2 separate regions of the Mus musculus genome follow, and region 2 is linked to region 1. A link is a loop called in an ENCODE intact Hi-C map of the cell type or tissue named here. Cell type or tissue: left cerebral cortex. All regions are shown on one strand. Each heading gives the region's core, and the rest is flanking DNA. Links, peaks and the distances in the headings are about the cores only. Region 1 holds the start of Gad2 (glutamic acid decarboxylase 2). Region 2 has its middle 65 kb from the start of Gm39767.

Region 1 (8,333 bases), core at 301-8,300:
TGTCCCTCTTCCCCCTCTTCTCTCTGTCTCTTTGCCTCTTTGTCTTTATCTCTCTCTGTATGTCTTTCTCTGACCCCTCTCTGTCTCTGTCTTTGTCTCATATGTGTTTCTCTCTGTCACTCCCTGCCTCTGTCTTTGTGTATATCTCTGCCTCTGTCTCTGTGTCTCTCTGTGTCTCTTTGTCTGTCTCTACCTTTGTCTCTCTATGTGTGTCGGCCTGTCTCTCTGTCTTAGTCTCTCTGCCTCCCGCTCTCTGTCTTTGTCTCTCTCTGCCTCTCTGTGTCTCCCTGTCTCTGTCTATGTATCTCTCTGCCTCTGTCTCTGGGTGTCTCTCTGCCCCCTCTTCCCTCAAGCCTCTTCTCAAATATTACTTTACCAGAGGCCTATGTTGATCACCATACACACCAGTTTCTGATCACTCAAATGCACACCATCATTGTCCTGATCATATATATACACAACACCATTGTCCTGTAACCCTGCTGACCCGCTGACCTGCTGACCTGCTGACCTTTCTCTGTTTTCTCTCATTACCTGATATTTTAAGGCTTTGGGTTTTTTGGTTTTGGTTTTGGTCTTGGGGTTATTTGTTTATTTGTTTGCTTGGTGTTCTCCCACGCACTACTTAAAACTCCATGAAATCGAGGACTTTTTCTTCTGTCACCCACCCACACCAGTACTTTGCATGTGCTAAATGACTGTAAGAACCACGGAGCTGTGTTTTAGGGAGCATCCCCATTTCCTCAAGCAAGCTGCAGAAACCAAAGGTTTCTATTGACTGGAGTTCCTGCAGTGGTCCAGGAAAGCAGTTTCATTAAAAACACTGAAGCCTTGAGAAGCCAAAGACCAAGCAGTACCTATGTCACTACTGGAGTCAGAACCAGGTTTTAAAAGGAACATTTGACTGGTTTAAAAATCCAGAAGATGAGCATTTATTTATGCACCTTGAATCTTCCTGTTTGATGAAAGTCTTTTTAAAACTGAACAAGACACGAAGATAAGTATCTTTTTATTAACTGTGAATTATTATTATTCCAAACAAAACCAGCCTTGTGATCCCTGCCTGCCAATGGTTTGCTCTCATCTGAACACAAAAGCCACTAGTTTCTCGATTTTGCAAAACTGCGAAGCTGTTACAGCTACCTTGGGTCAGTTAGCCTGACATTTTCATTGTACCTTTCTTAAATGCCTGTGGTTGGTAGATGGTTCAAAGATTACCTAGCTCTGGGAGGGTGGATGGAGCATGCCTGAGAACAGTTGCCACTGATGGTCAGAACCAGTTTTGGCTTGCAGGTGTTGGACCACCTCAGAGAATGAGAGCCTGGAGGAAGAGAGGATTTCAGCCAACCCTTATGACTACAGGAGGCTCCTGCGCAAAACCTCCCAGCGGCAGCGCCTGGTGCAGCAGTTGTAGCTCACCTACGGAGCTTCAGAAAGTGAAGCAAGGATCAAAGCAGCAGCAGGGTAACCTCTCAAACAGGACCGCACAGGCGCTGCCAGCGTTGTTCCTTCTCAAATGCCAGGGCATTGAGGCCCTGACACAAGAGAATTTTGACCTGGGGTTAAGAGAATCGACCTCCTCGGGTAGTTCCAGACACTGGGCCCGGACTTCTCCCACCTGCCTGTCACTCCTATCCCCCTAATGAAACCCTTTCTTCAGTTGATTGCAATTCGGGGTACTTACTGTGCCAGAACTGTCACCACCACCACCACCCCACCCCGCCCCACTCATTTTAAAATTATTGAAGAGATTTCTTCTTTCTTGAAATGGCTTTCCCAGGACCAATGATGGTCACTCCTGGTTGGGTATGCCAGAATAAAGGCAAGGTGGGAGTAGAATGAACCTTGAAAGTGAATTCATATCAAACGTGAGTTTTCTCTTCTCTTGATTATTATACTGCTAAATAAAGTAAGCATCCTGGAAAAGCCTGTTTTCCATGGCCTTGTCTACCTTGTGCCTTGAGGGCTTCTGTCTGACAAACATCCTGGGCCCGTGGCAGGAGTTAAGATGACCTCTGTCTTCATCAACAGATTTCCATCCCTCAGCCGAGGTAAAGCACAGTCTAGCTTACACTTTACCTAGAAACGTGGGCTACAAACAAACTTCCAAACCTCACCATTCACACACACCCTTCCCAGGCAGTCTGTGCTGGACTGGTCCTCTGACTGAGGACCATCAGATCTTAAGGTCTACTCTGCAGATTTGAAGTAGCTCTCCCCTCCTTAGAAGTTGGCCACATAAAAGTAAGCAGAGGGGCAGTGGGTGGGAGGCAGGAGTTCCTTACCACTTAGCTGTAGCCTATCCAGGAGGAGGAGGAGGAGGAGGAGGAGGAGGAGGAGGAGGAGGAGGAGGAGGAGGAGGAGGAGGAGGAGGACAACCCTTCAAAAAAAACAAAACAGAACAACAACAACAAAAACTTCAAGTTAACCTTCCATAAGAGACACTTTCCAGGTCTACACCACCTAGATTGGGTAAACAAGGTACAGACAGGGTTCCACGGAGAACTGAATAGGCAAACAAGTTCTGTTCAGGTCATGGTTTGGCTCCTGCTACTTAAAAAAATATATATATAATAAAATAAAGCAGAGGGCGCTGATAACTTCTGCGTCCTGGAGTGGTCATAGTCTCCGCAGATCAGCCTCTAAAGCTCCGTGTAGCCAGTACATTTTACAAGTAGGATCCTGTTGTGGACAAGACCGAGGCCCCAAATTCAAGTGCCCCCCTCCCTGCTCCTTCTCTAGAAAGCTCTGCTCCAGTTTGGGGCCAGACAGACAGGACAGAAGAGTCACCCTAACTGTGCCAACCCCACGGAGCGGCAGAACCTGTACCTGGCACCAGAAACCTTAACAGCAGGGCTTACAGACTGATATTGGCGGAGGGGGGCAGGAGTTCGGGTGTCCGCGCTGGCTTTGCTTCCTGGGCACTACAGCCCCACCTGAAGCAGGTGCGTTAGGGAGGAGTTGGGCTCTGCAGCTTGCCAGATTTTAATTCTGGCTTCCAGCGGAGGACCCTGCACCCCACGGTCCTCGCAAGAGTGTCTGGGAAGGTTTATTCGGTTGCTGAGTAGAGACGCAACAGACAGATCTACCTCAGCCCCTGCACCTTGGCTTGATAAGGCTGGAAAAGGAAGATTGCAACGTCGTGGTTGTTTCCAAACCCTTTTTCTATCTAGCCTTTTTCAGTCTCTCAACATTTAAGCAGCAAAAGAACTCGAGAGAGAAAACTTGTACTAAATATCCTTCTTTGACCGGCCCTCTCCTCTCCCCACTACGGGGATTTCTGGGTGGCTCACAGTGGACAAGGAATAGGTAATCCCACCAAACCTTGAGGTGGGCTAAACTGGAGATTTTGGTATGGGTCTCCTACTGTAAAGAGAAAGCCTTCCGGGCTAACGGTATTCCTTTCGCAGTCTACTGCCTCCTTTGTGAACTAATGACTGTAATTATTACCTCCCAGAGCTCTTTTGTTATCAACAACCCGGAGCCAGAGGGGGGTGGGGGATGGGCCCTTTGGGAAAAGGGAAAAAAATTTACAAAGCAAATTGCTGTCTACGAAGGGTTGGTTTTTTAAAAAGACAAACCCAATTCCAGCCTGCATTCGAAGTGGGGAGTGGCAAAATTTTTTTTCAAAGTATGATAAGATTTTAAAAATACTCAGAGCTGTGGGATTCAATTGCATTTCCACAGTATCGCTTTAAGTTACTATTTTTGACGAAGTAAAATTCAGATGTTGAAAATCTGTATCTCTTGTTTTCATCCATTTCTTCCTTGGAAGGTGTGTGTGTGTGTGTGTGTGTGTGTGTGTGTGTGTGTGTGTGTGTGTGTGTGTGTTTAAGAACCTTTTTTTTTTATTTCCGACCACTCATCCATGGTAAAAAGCTTCAACCCCAGCCAGCTGGCTTGAAGAGAATTATTTTGCAGGATTTAGTATGGATTTAAACAAAGACTCAGGCTCTCCAAGTCTTGTTGGCAAGGCTGGGCGGAAGCGCCCTTTCCAGGAGCTGTTACCTCTGCCAGCTGAAGCCACCAGGCCTGGAGGACCCTAAAGACTTACTAAGTTGAGGCCTAGGGTCAAGGTGACTGCCTTCCCTTAGAGACACGCCTTGGGTAGCACCTCAGCAGTGCCAATCTCACCGCCCTCCCCCTCCCCACCTCGGGCCACTCACCGGACCTCAGTGGGCATCCTCTAGCTAGATCCTCCCTGGCCCCCCTGGATTCTGGAAACCTTGGGAAGAAGATAAAGCTTTGTGGAGAGAATGCACTTGGTCATCTGCAGTTATTCGAGGTCTCCGGATCCCTAACAAAATAAGTGATCCTGGTCACCAAGACTAAAGGTCCCAGGGTTTCTCCTCCGGCAACAGCTTTGGTGACTCATTTGAAAAACTCAAAGAAGGAATAAAGGACTATGGAGAGCAGGGAAGCTGCAGTCCCTCGCTCGGAGAGAAGGAAAGGAGATCGGGAACGGTTTAAAGCAGCACTTTCCTGCAAGTCTTTCTTGAGCTCTCTGTAAGCCTGGAACTATGGGTTTAGTATAGGCAAGAGGAAACGGAAGCGGAGCCAGAGGGCCCCAAATCTTCCTCAAGGCGCCGTCCCTGCATTTAAGAGCCTTTGGGAAAAGGGAAACAGAAAGGATTTTTTCATTCCTTTATTAGAAAACACAAACGAAACTACTTCTTTCTGGGCTGGGAAATTGCCACTGTTGTGTTCCTAGGCACCTGCTGATGGCAAGAACTCCTCTTGGGAAGGGACGAGGTCAGTGGGTTGAGTATCCCTGAAAAGATGGGAGTGCCTTTTCCTGGGATTTGGAAAAACTGATTCGCTTACTTTGAGACTCCCTGAATCCTGTGTATGTGTCAGCTCTCACCCACTCCAAGAAGTTTCTGTTCGTTTTATTTATTTAATTTTTCTCAGCCTGAGGTCCTCAGTGATAGATTCCAGCGTGGATTTTAATTGCTTCAATCAGCAGCCTTTCTCTTCAGCCGTCAGTCAAAACCTGGACGATGGGTCTGGGGACCCAGGCATGACTGCACAGAAACCGTACGACCCCCACCCCCACCCCCCAGGCTGGCTCAGCTCAGCAGGCAGACATTAGGCTCTGCTAAGGAGATGAAATGAGTTCGTTGGTGTGGAAGCGGTCCACCTTCCTCCCTCCTTGGTTCCTTCCCCAAGCTTTGGAGCTCTTCCTGATTGAGGCCAGGTGGCCTGGGCTCTTGAGGTCACAGCGACCTCAGCACTGGTTTGGAGGAAGGCGGGCGCGAGAACCACTTTTGCTCGGCAGCAGCCAGAGACAGCCCTCAAACAATGAGCCAATCGATGCACACGTGAAATTGCCCTCGGCCACCATTCCAATCTTGCCAAGGTCTCCCTGTCCCTGGGGTCACCTAGGCCAGCGTGCTGAGGGCTGTGGTAGCACCCTGGACAGCGCGTTCCGGCAGAAGCAGACCTGGAGCGCCTGTGGCTGGGTCAGCACTACGCAGGCACGCCTCCCTCCCCCGCATCTGACTCGCACCTCACGACCCAGCGCCTCCATTTCCCTTCCGTCACTCTCTCATCTCCCCACCAAGCTCCCTCTCCCTAAAAATCTCTTGGGCCCTTTCCACTTTCCAATCTCCAGACTGCGAGGATCACGGCTACTCCCCCCATTTAACCTCGGCGGCGCAGAGCACAGCAGCGCGTCCCTGCGCCCTGACTGGAACATACAAACACGCACGAGCACTGGCATACGCAGACAGCACGTTTCCTGTCCCTGTGTGACACCCACCCTCGTCGCGCTGCCGCTCCAGCCCTCGCGCGGTGCCCTTCTCCCGCCACACGTACTCGCACACGCACGCACTCTCGTGCAGGGTCGAGGCAAAGGCAGCTTGCCACAGCCACTTGGAGGCGACCAGCGCCAGTCTAGCAGAACCCATGGCGTCTCCTGGCTCCGGCTTTTGGTCCTTCGGATCTGAAGATGGCTCTGCGGATCCTGAGAACCCGGGCACAGGTAGGAAAATCAGGACCTGCAGCGGGAGAGCTTTGTGGGTGGTTTAGGGTTTGCAGGGCTAGGCTGATCATCAAAGCTTTGACATCTGCAACAGGAAACTTATTCGGGCGCTTCGCCCGGCTCTCTGGGTTAAGTCCGTAACTGTGTGAGAACACCAACCCCCCCCCCCACCCAGTCCTTTGTCCCCCAGGGAAAAAGCCCAGGGTTGTCTAGGCCCCTTCCCCTAAACATAGGCTCCTGAAAGACTGCAGCGTCTGCGGGAGTCAGAAATCAAAGATCTAGGCTTTGCCTCGGGACGTCTAGACCCTGGGCAGGGAAAGACAAAATGGGAGCAGGAAAGAGTTTGGGGTCTGAAAGGCAAGCGCGGTGAGAAACAAACAGCCTCGGGTTTAGGAAAGGCAGCCCAGGTGAGGGCAGGGAGAGTCTGGAAACCCGAGAACCTGGCGAACAAAGTGCAAAGGGCGGCGTTGTGAGCTGCTTTCTTTCTGGGACACCGCAAGGAAAGGGCTGGCCCCGGCGTCAGATTCCCTCGGACTCCCCCACCTGCTGAAAGCAGAGTCGCTAGCTGGTGGCTGCTTCGAGTTTGGCGCCGGGCCCCCAGACTCTGGACTTAAAGACCTGGTTCACTTGGAACGAAAATTCTCACTCGCCCGTCTGTTTTCTTTCCGATTCGCTTTTCCCTGCCTGGCGATTGCAGCGAGAGCGTGGTGCCAGGTGGCCCAAAAGTTCACGGGCGGCATCGGAAACAAGCTGTGCGGTGAGTGGTGGCACTGAATGGGAGAAGGGCTGGCAAGGTCGGGGGCCCGCGGCTGGCGGGAGCAAAGTCGTGGGCTCCCCTCTGAGCCTGCAGCCTAGGTTGGACGAATCCCTGGGTTGCCGGGTGGGTGGGGATGTAGGAGCGGAGACTACCGCCAGCTGACTCAGGTCCCGCGTTCCGTGTCTTTGTCCAGCTCTGCTCTATGGAGACTCCGGGAAGCCAGCGGAGGGCGGCGGGAGCGTGACCTCGCGGGCCGCCACCGGGAAGGTCGCCTGCACCTGCGACCAAAAACCCTGCAACTGCCCCAAAGGGGATGTCAACTACGCGTTTCTGCACGCAACAGGTAAATGGGCCGGCTGGCCAGGACCACGCTCCACCCCGCAGACATCTGACCCTCCAAATGGATGTCGGGGTGAGGATTCTGAGGATCTTCCACAGAATTGAAAGGACGTGGGGTTTGTGGGCTGGAGGGCACCGAGGCCCTGGCCTTCCCCAACCAGAATCAGTGGCCAAGCGCCCTGCACTGCGCAGCCTCGATAGTTGGAGGTGGCAGTGTGTACCTTGGTAGGCTTCTTGGTGCTGCCCAAGCCTCTGAGTAGCACAAATTTCCAAAATACCCTACAAAGTAGTTCAAGTAGTTCGGAATTGCAGGGATTTTTAGGTGTTCGACTGGATCCAAAGTAGTTTGTAACCGTGATTTCAACAAGGAACGATCCTGTTTACCCAAGCCCAAGGCGCTAAATTTTACCTACGCATGCATAACTCCCAGGCTCACAAACAGCGGGTGAGCGCGCGCGCGCGCACACACACACACACACACACACCAACTTTGGAAACATCTGTCCTCCAAAAAAAGCCAGAGATCATAACTTGGCTTGAACGGCCTTTCCTGGTTTGCCCGAAGGCGTTTCTCAAACATTTCGGAAGTGGAGTATTGACAAACCATTAAGATGATTTACTCAAATGTAGAACAAACGCTTGTGAAACAGACAAATTGAGACACTCTTTTTGGAAAATAATAAGCCAAGCAACATAATATGTTACAAATAAAATACGAGACTTAATTCCAGAAGGGGATTTTATTCGCTTGTGTTTCCAGGTGCTCTGATTTTGTTTGAAACGGGGTCTTCTCCCCTCTAACCCGATCTGGTCTCCAATTCCCAGAGAGCCCCTTACTTCAGCCTCCTGAGTACTGTGTATACAGTGCTAATCAAATCAGTTCAAAGCAAAATTGCCCATTCAGGAATTGCCTGTATCTTTGCGTAGTGAAGTCTAAAGTGTCCTTCCCATTCCGTTCTTTAGACCTGCTGCCAGCGTGTGATGGAGAAAGGCCCACTCTGGCATTTCTACAAGATGTTATGAACATTTTGCTTCAGTACGTGGTGAAAAGTTTCGATAGATCAACTAAAGTGATCGATTTCCATTACCCCAATGAGCTTCTTCAAGAGTATAATTGGGAATTGGCAGACCAACCGCAAAATCTGGAGGAAATTTTGACGCATTGCCAAACAACTCTAAAATATGCAATTAAAACAGGTACTGTGCAACCAGCAATAATAAAGGGTTTTTTTTTCCTTCTGCAATTTTCCTTTT
Region 2 (8,333 bases), core at 292-8,291, 590 kb before region 1:
TCATTTACTACCTTCTGAGTTAAGTATATAAATACCAAAAATCTCAAGTAACAAAATCTGAAGTTAGAACGAACCCCTCTTTTTTGCTTTTCATGCTTTTCCTCCTCTTCCTCCAGGCCCATTTCCTCGAGCTTGGCATTGTGTTTAGTTGGGGAGATTACTCTCACTACCTAATATGATTGAATGAAATATTGCTATCTAGCTTCTGCATGACAGTTTCCACAGTAGTCACAACCTTTGGATTTTGAATTCTTCCACCTAATTCCCTTAAAGGTTTGGTTTTCACCATCTCAATTAGGCTTGTCTAGGTAGTTTCCAGGGAGAGAAGGGAAGGTTTTGTTAGTTGATGTTGTTTTAAGATATTTTGAGACCTGAGGCTGGAGAAACGGCTCAGCATTTTCTTCCCAATGGTTGCTTATAACTGTCTGTGACTCCAGTTCCAGGGGATCTGACACCTGCTCTGGCCTCTTTGAGCACCACACACAAGAAGTACACACACATACATCCAGGCAAAATATATATATATATATATATATATATACATAAAAATAAATCTTAAAGATATTTAGATGCTTAATATAAAATTGTCTTTGTTGCAGCTCTATCACTGTGAAGAAATACCATGACTATGGTAACTATTATAAAAGAAAACATTTCTTCATTTATATATGAGTGGTGGTTTTTGTTTGTTTACTTGGTTGCTTGGTTGGGTGTTTTGCTTGCTTTGGTTTTTTGTTTGTTTTGTTTTGTTTTGTTTTTGAGGTAGGGTCTCTCTACATAGCGCTGCCTGTCATAGAACTCACTATGTATGTAGACCAGGCTAAGAAAGAATTTAATTGGAAACCTTACAGTTTTAGAGGGTTAGTCCATGATTGTCATGGTGGGGAGCAAACAGGCATGATGCTGAGGCAGTAATGAGAGTTTTACATCCTGACTCACAAGACAGCAGGCATAGGGAGAAAGACACCAATTGGGTATGGTATGATCTTTTGAAACATCAAAACCCACACCTAGTGACACAACTCTTCCAAAAAGGCTATATTTCCTAATCCTTCCCAAATAGTTCCCCTAACTGAGGACCAAATATTTAGACATAGCATCCTATTGTGGTCTTTTTTAATTTAAACCACACAATATCCAAAGTAGCTATAGGGTCAGAAGGACAGCTCAGGAGTTAAAAATGCTCATTGCTAAGGCTGACAACCTAAGTTTGATACCCAGGATATACACAATGGAAGCAAGAACTGACTCCTACAAGTTGCCTTCTGACCATCACACACACACACTGTTGTGTGTACCAATATATGTATATGCAACTAGATAAAACTTTAAGTGGCTATAGTTACAGATATTTGTTACATACAAGCTAAGTCTTCATGCTCTATTTGGCCATATTTAAACCCAGCTCAGTGTCTCTTAAGTATAAGCAATGATCTGTGTCTGCTCTTTATCTCTCATAGAGCCTTGAAATGTTCCTTGCCATCATTTGTAGATACAATGTGTCTCAGACACCTTACTGGCTTGGAGCTGGAAGTCTACTGACATGGTAATGGTTCCTTGGATAGAAAAAGGGCTAATTAACAAAGGTACATTATGGGATTTATGGCTTTAAACACAGGAAATTCAGCATTTGGGGGAACTTTGTCCTAAAATACCTTCCCAGTGGTCCTTTGTCTTTTAGTTTACATATATTGACTGAATACAATGCTGTTCTGTGTTGGGGAGGCTGGACAAATATTGAATATCATGGGATATTGCAAACACAGTCTCTCCCTTTATGGAAGAAAGAAAATGCAAGATGCTGCTTACCCATCCTCCTTTACAAACTTTGTCTACTTGTGTATGGCCCCATGTGACTTCTACTTGAGGTAAATTGAATCATGGTGGAAAGGATGGGGACCTGTGCTGGCAAGGATAGTGGTGACAGCCAAGTGGGGCTACTGGCTTGAAGGCTGGTAGTCATGTTATAGTTGGTTCTCATTGCTTTATCTTCAAAGCCAACCGTATTGCTGCTGAGTGTGGTGCCAGTTGCATTTTGTGGAGTGCACAGAAGAGGAAATGGACAGATGGAGCAGCTTTGCTTGGTTTGGGCAATTTTGTGTTCCTATCTAAAGAAAACTTTGAGTCAGATTTGAGTCATAATTCTTGAAACTTCTCTTTCATATCCAAACTTTAAATAATAAACCAGCAATGACAAACCATGGTGGAAGGGCTACATGAAACACAATAACTGAACAAGAAGAGTACAGAAGAGAGAAAACCTGAGCCAAATTCAGCAGAGTGTGTGCAAATAACCTGGAGGTGTGGGGTTTCAAAGCAAAATTCAGAGACTGTTGAAGTTAAAAGTCCAAAGAAGCAATTTGGAGAATCTAGGGGACCATTATGCATTTTAAGCTACAAGACAATGTGGTTTTAATTTTAAGTTGTTTTAAAAATAAAGTGAAAGCAGCATAGAAAATAGCTTAGAATTGAAGGTTGAACAGGAGATATTAATTCAGAGGTCAAGAGACTACATTTAGGCCAGGGCTACAGACAACCTGCCATGTGTACAGGTACCAGGCACCCAGGTCTGGAATGCATGCCAAGAATGTATGACAAAAGGACAATGTGTTTGTTTGGCTTGGAAGTAGGAATGGAGACAGATCTTAGGATGACACTAGAGATCTGATTGGTGAAATGTCCTGCTTGTATGGAATGCTGTCTTCGCATGACATATAATTGCCCTTTTGGACTCTTAGCTAGCTCTGTATATAGTTACTGACAGGCAGATTGGGCCCATTTACTTTCCCTCATGGAGTATGGACTGACTTGTGAGGCTCTGATTCTCCCAGAGGATTTATAGGCAATTAATGTTTGCTGAGTGAAAGTAAGAGCCTTTTTCTTTAGTGCTATAACCACTCTGGAATTGTTCATTCTCCTGTAAGTGACAGGGTCAGCAAGCTTGACTAGAATGGGTTTGTTTGTTTGATTGTTTTTAATGGTCTATAATTGATGTCCTGTCTGGGCATCTATCTGCCCAGGAAAAGTTTGCACAAAATTAGTCAAAAGCATGAGAAGGAAGATGTTGAGTTTTATATTCTGCATAATAGATAATGAGTACATGGGCCATATAGGATGCCAGCTCAGCTCATTTGGAAGTAAAACAGGTGCCCTAGAAATAGGGCTATGTCTGGTCACAGGGACTGGATGGGACATGGATGGATAACAAAAGAATTATAGGGCCATATATTTTCCAAGTTTATAATAAGGCTGCATATTCTTCTTAATTAACTAATCAATAAATGTGTGAATGTGTAGTGCAAGCACAAACTCATGTGTGTATACATATGTAGCATGTGCCTTAGAGGTCAGAGACAGAAGCCCTCTAATACTAAAAGAGTATCCTTCTCTACCATGTTTAACCTTCTTTTCTTGAGACAGTTTCTCTTTGAGCTGGTAGCTAGTAAGCCCTTGTGATTTTCCTGTCTTTAACCAACAGTCCTGGGGTTACAGGTGTTATTTGGTCAGAGCATATTTTTACCCCCATGCTGAGGATTTGAACTCAGGTACCTATGCTTGCACAGCTGCCACACACATATATCTTCCATGTAGAGTGGAATATTCCAGGAGCTGATTGCTTATATTATTGCTAACTGAGAAAAATAAATGGTCAGAACAGCCAGATATGTGTGTAGTTGATTTCTCTGGGTTAAGAAGAATTTAGAACTTTCTTCTTTCCCTATGAATACACAGATCTGTTTTCCTGATGTCTGCACTCACTGCATTTCCTCCTACAGAAGGGGGCAGTTTTGTACAACACAGGATACTTGTCATGCCTATACTGGTTACTATAAATAATCTGACTCTGTCTTAACTCTTGGGGTTTCTGATATTTGCATAGTTCAGTACAGGGAGCACTTTGAACTATGATGGTAACTTCCCCAGTTATAAGCAAATCTTTTACATTTTAAAATCTTCATTTTGGGGGTTCCTCAGCTTTGTTCTGGGCGACAAAAAAATCTCTCCTTTCTTATCTTTTCCCTTTGGCTTGATATTTTAATTTTTTGAAGCCTTGTGTATCTTTCTTGAGAAGAAAAACACATATTATCCCTCTTTGGGTAAAGAACAGATTTTGAATTCTGATGCTGCTGCAGAAGTATTTTTCACAAGCTTAGTAAGGGGTTGTTTGGCTTTGCTGTGCAATAGGAATCTTCAGTGGAGAGTGCTGTGAACAATGAAAACAACCAGCTATAGCCTAATAAAGCAGAAAACACTGGCCCACTCATCAGGGCCTCCACCAGCCATTTCTGAGGATGTCGGGTATGCTTTGTTAGATTCACAGCCAGAGACACACTAAGCTTGGATTCTGTTTGAATGCAGAGGGGCTGTGTCCAGGAGGCTTCCTGAGAGAGGGTGTATCTTGCTTTTTGTTTTCACAAAATAAAAATAACAGAAATGTTTCAGCCACATTCAGAGGCTGGAGAGAACCGTCCGTTCATGAATGCTAAGAGGAAATTAATATTCTGCACACGGACGGCAAGCAGTTTATTCTGAAGTTCATTCTGAGGAGGTAATGACGAGGAAAATGACAAAGAAAACTGTTACTGACCATTACTGAGCAATCACCCTGTCATATTACAGAGATAATTTAGATAAATGTGGGGTTTCGCAGTCTCCCAGGGAGACAGGCTGCTGATGTCTTTGATAATGGCAACCTACTTAAAAGCTTCTTCTGACAAATGCATCACTTTATCATGCAGATGTGAAACAGACATGCCCATGCCTGCTTGTTGGACGTAGTAACAGCATCCATGAACTTTTCCACCCATGTTGTTCAAGAAGACTGTCAATCCTTGCTCCCAAGGACACATGATGCAACGGCCTATGAAGGCTTTGCATCTACTGTGAAAGCAGTGTTTGGAAACATAAGGTAGTTAATAAATGACTGCCACACATACCATATTTTTGTCCAATTGACTTCTATTATTTTAGCAGCTTGCTAATTATACGCTGTGGAAATTTGGAGGCCGGTAACAGACTCTCTGTTCCATCTGGTCAACTCAGCTTTCCCAGAGCAGACTTGTCTCCAGCCTAACATCGGTAGGACTTTGGCGACCATATGATAAGGACAACTGTCACATGAGAATGAGTATGCTAGGTGAAAAGTGTTCCAACAAAGAAGACAAAAGTTCCTTGAGGTGTTGACATTTTTTCTCTCTCTTTTATGTTTGTGGTACTGGGAATCAAATCCAGGGTTTCCTACACACTAGAAAGTACTCTACCATTGACTTCAAACCTAGTTCCTATTTTACCTTGGAAGTCATGGAGTGCTCTCTGGCATCATCTATGCCATTTAATTTCAAGAGAAAAGTGCTCATTTAGAGCATGGATAATGGATGCATAAGTTCTGAGAATATTTTATCTTGAAGAAACATAGGTCAAAGATGATTCTGATCTATGTACATTTTTAAGCAGTCCCAAGAAATGACTCAGGTGTAGTAGTCACATGGAGTAAGGCTAGGGAAGAAAAAGAAGGGCCTATTCCTTCAAGCCAAATAGGAGACTCAAAGCTAGACAATTGCAGTGCTCTAATTAGGCAAATGGGCATAGAACTGAGTTCCATCATAGGGAACAGGGTATCAAATTTTAAGACTACTATGACAATGTCATGGATAATGAACATGAAATTCAAGTAGGATAATTATGATTACTAACAACAATTTTAAGGATTACGGACCTCATTGTGAAAATAACCAAACATATTATATTTGTTTGAGGGAAAACAGGCAGGCTCTCTTTAGCTCCTCATCTCAATGGGCAGGAAAGTAAAGAGGTACTTAGACCTGACAGTCAGACAGTGGAGAGGATTAAGTTCAAATGTTCTTCAGCAAAATTCGGTGGTGACTGGAAATAAACAAAACATTGTGTATTTTAAAGTAGCTAAAAGAAAAGATTTTTAATGTTCTCAGTGTAAAGAAAAGATTGGGGTTTCAGGTAATGAATATGCTAATTATCCTGACTTGATGGCTCTGCATCATTTCCATGTGTAGAAAAGCCACTGTGCATATCATGAGTATGTATTAAGTATCAATTAATGAAAGAGCCTAATTGTCAACTATTATTTTGCACAATTTGGTTTTTTTTTTTAATTTGCTTTTATTTTAATGTGACTAATTAATTGGTGACTTCCCAGCCTCTCACTGGTGGACTTGGAAAAGAGTAGCATTTGGTATGGTCATCCTATTGCAAGTGTAAGCTCTATAACCATAGCAAAGAAATCACATCTTGGTGACAAGTCAACCTCTGCATAAAAGAAAAGGAAAAAACTCTAAGTTAAATAAAATACAAGGAATTTCTATAATAAGTCACATTTAAAGAAGAGATCTCATTTCCACAGAAAATATGATGACATCTTTTGAGGATTTTATGAGGTTTATGAGTTTATTTTTGTGCTTTTTAATTATAAATAAGTATGTGGTATGGTTTTAGTTCAGTGAACTTAATATTGACTATACTTAGGTTGATACCATATCCTAGCCATCATGAACAGTGCTATAATAAACATAGGGTTCGGATAGCTGTTCTACATAGTGATTTTCTTCTCTTTGGATCTACACTCAGTAGTAGTATTGATAGATCTAGAGATATTTCTAGTTCTAGTTCTTTAACTCCAGATGGCTTTCTATAATGGCTCTGCTATAATAATTTACATCCCACATTTAATACCTGGGTGGCCAAATGGATACAGGAAATATGGTACATATACAAAATAGAATGTTATTCAGGCACAAAATAATGCCAACAGATGGACCAGGAGATCATTGTGTGAGGTGTTATTCTACAGGCACAGAAACATAGTGCATGATTACAACACTCGCATGTGGAAGTCAAAAGGGTTGCTTTCACTGAAGCAGAGAGTAGAATAGTATTTATCAAAGGTAGGGGAACAGGAAAAGGGGAACAGATGGTTACCTGGTATGGGATGCTGCTGGTTGGGAGAAAGATTTCTAATAATCTGTAGTGCAGTACACTTAGGTTGAGTGTACTGTCCCTTACAGCCTCATATGTTGGAACACTTGAACTGCTTGGGGAAGTCGGGCAATTGTCAGGGAGTGAAACCCAACTGCAGAAAGTGGGCTGTGTGGAGGGGGTGGTTTTGCTTAAGGGTCATGGCTTAGTGCTACTGCTGGCATCAAACTCTCTGATTCCTTTCCTACCAAGATGTAAGGGAGGCAAGGAGCCATAGCATTGTGTTTTTGCTGTTGTGGAGCCAGGGATAACTATGTATTCTCTACATGGTGGTCTGTATCTCAGTAAAACCTAAGCTGAAATAAACCACCACTCTTTTTAGTTGCTTCTTGAAAGTGCTTGATCCAAGTTCAGAGAAATTACTGGATTTCTATATCCAGTAATATAGAAAACTGGTCCTGGGAAGTAGGACCATTGCTGTTGCTGTGAGTAACCAGACTGTGTGATTCTTGGGCTTTTCGAGTGAGTTTATGGAGGGAATGTGGAAGAGTTTGGGACTGTGGGCCAGAGGAGACCAGTCTATTTTGATGGAAGTTTGGAAGACCAGAATGCCAGTAAGAGTAGAGAAAGGGGCTGTGTTAATGCAGTTTTAGAGAGGACCATAGTTTCAGGAATTGGGCTAGAGATCATTTCTGGCAAAGAATAAGGCTTCATTTGCTATTGAACTGTGCCCTGAGAACTTGAGTGCACCTAAAGTCAAAAGTCGAAGGTCAAAGGGACAGACTTAGTTAATTAATAGAGAATATTTTTTCAGGGCAGCAAAATATCCAGGCTGCGATAGGTTAGTACTCACTTTTAAAAGATGGAATTTACAACAATAGAGGGAAATGGAAGGAAAGAGAAGCAGAAAAGAAAGAGGGAGAAGTGAGATCATAACTATGTGAACGTTGTGCAAATTAGGAAAGAAAGAGTGTGGGCATAGTAAAGTTGCAGACAATGTAGGTTTAGGGGTCATCAACTGTGAAACAGAGATATCGAGAAAAAGAGAGCTTTGCCCTAGGACAATACAAACAGTACCTGTAGATTAAGAGTATACCATGGGAAGAGGAATAAGAGGAGTAACAACACACAGCCATTTGATAAACTTCTAGTTGAAAATCTGATCAAAGAGAACCTCTAGAATATTGTAGTTTTGCAGAGCTGTCTAGGGTGATGTTTTCGATGATTCAGCTAGGCAAATGCCCAGAGGCCACTGTAGCTGTGCCTCAAGAGGACCAGGTTCAACCAGTATTTCATGCTGTCAGCAAAACATGGGGCCATCATACACATGGAGGTTATTCTGAAGGCAGGCAGGACACAAAAATTAGAGAGTCACTGAGGTTTAC

What was found. Hi-C counts contacts between places; a loop is a spot of excess contacts. Peaks named below come from ENCODE experiments on the same cell type or tissue, not always from the same donor. Only the 100,000 strongest peaks of a DNase experiment are listed, where the experiment ranks them.
Region 2: a loop joins it to region 1, with 1.9 times the contacts of the local background. A loop is called at or near these places in 2 of 42 quality-filtered maps.

The regions. Positions count from the first base shown.
Region 1 is chr2:22,616,756-22,625,088 of GRCm38, forward strand. Myo3a (myosin IIIA) reads left to right here. Exons shown (of 34, transcript NM_148413.3): 34 at 1,294-1,497. The coding sequence ends at 1,414. Gad2 (glutamic acid decarboxylase 2) reads left to right here and starts at 5,572. Exons shown (of 16, transcript NM_008078.2): 1 at 5,572-5,983; 2 at 6,681-6,740; 3 at 6,934-7,083; 4 at 8,043-8,276. The coding sequence starts at 5,908. In left cerebral cortex, for the core only: a CTCF peak has its summit at 1,398; DNase peaks (open chromatin) are centred at 4,268, 4,473, 5,318, 5,727 and 5 more places; H3K4me3 peaks cover 2,093 bases; H3K27ac peaks cover 1,249 bases.
Region 2 is chr2:22,024,947-22,033,279 of GRCm38, forward strand. No RefSeq gene overlaps it. Among named protein-coding and RNA genes, the nearest start is that of Gm39767, 65 kb to the left of the region's middle. In left cerebral cortex, for the core only: no CTCF peak of the experiment used is centred there; DNase peaks (open chromatin) are centred at 2,079 and 4,917; H3K27ac peaks cover 294 bases.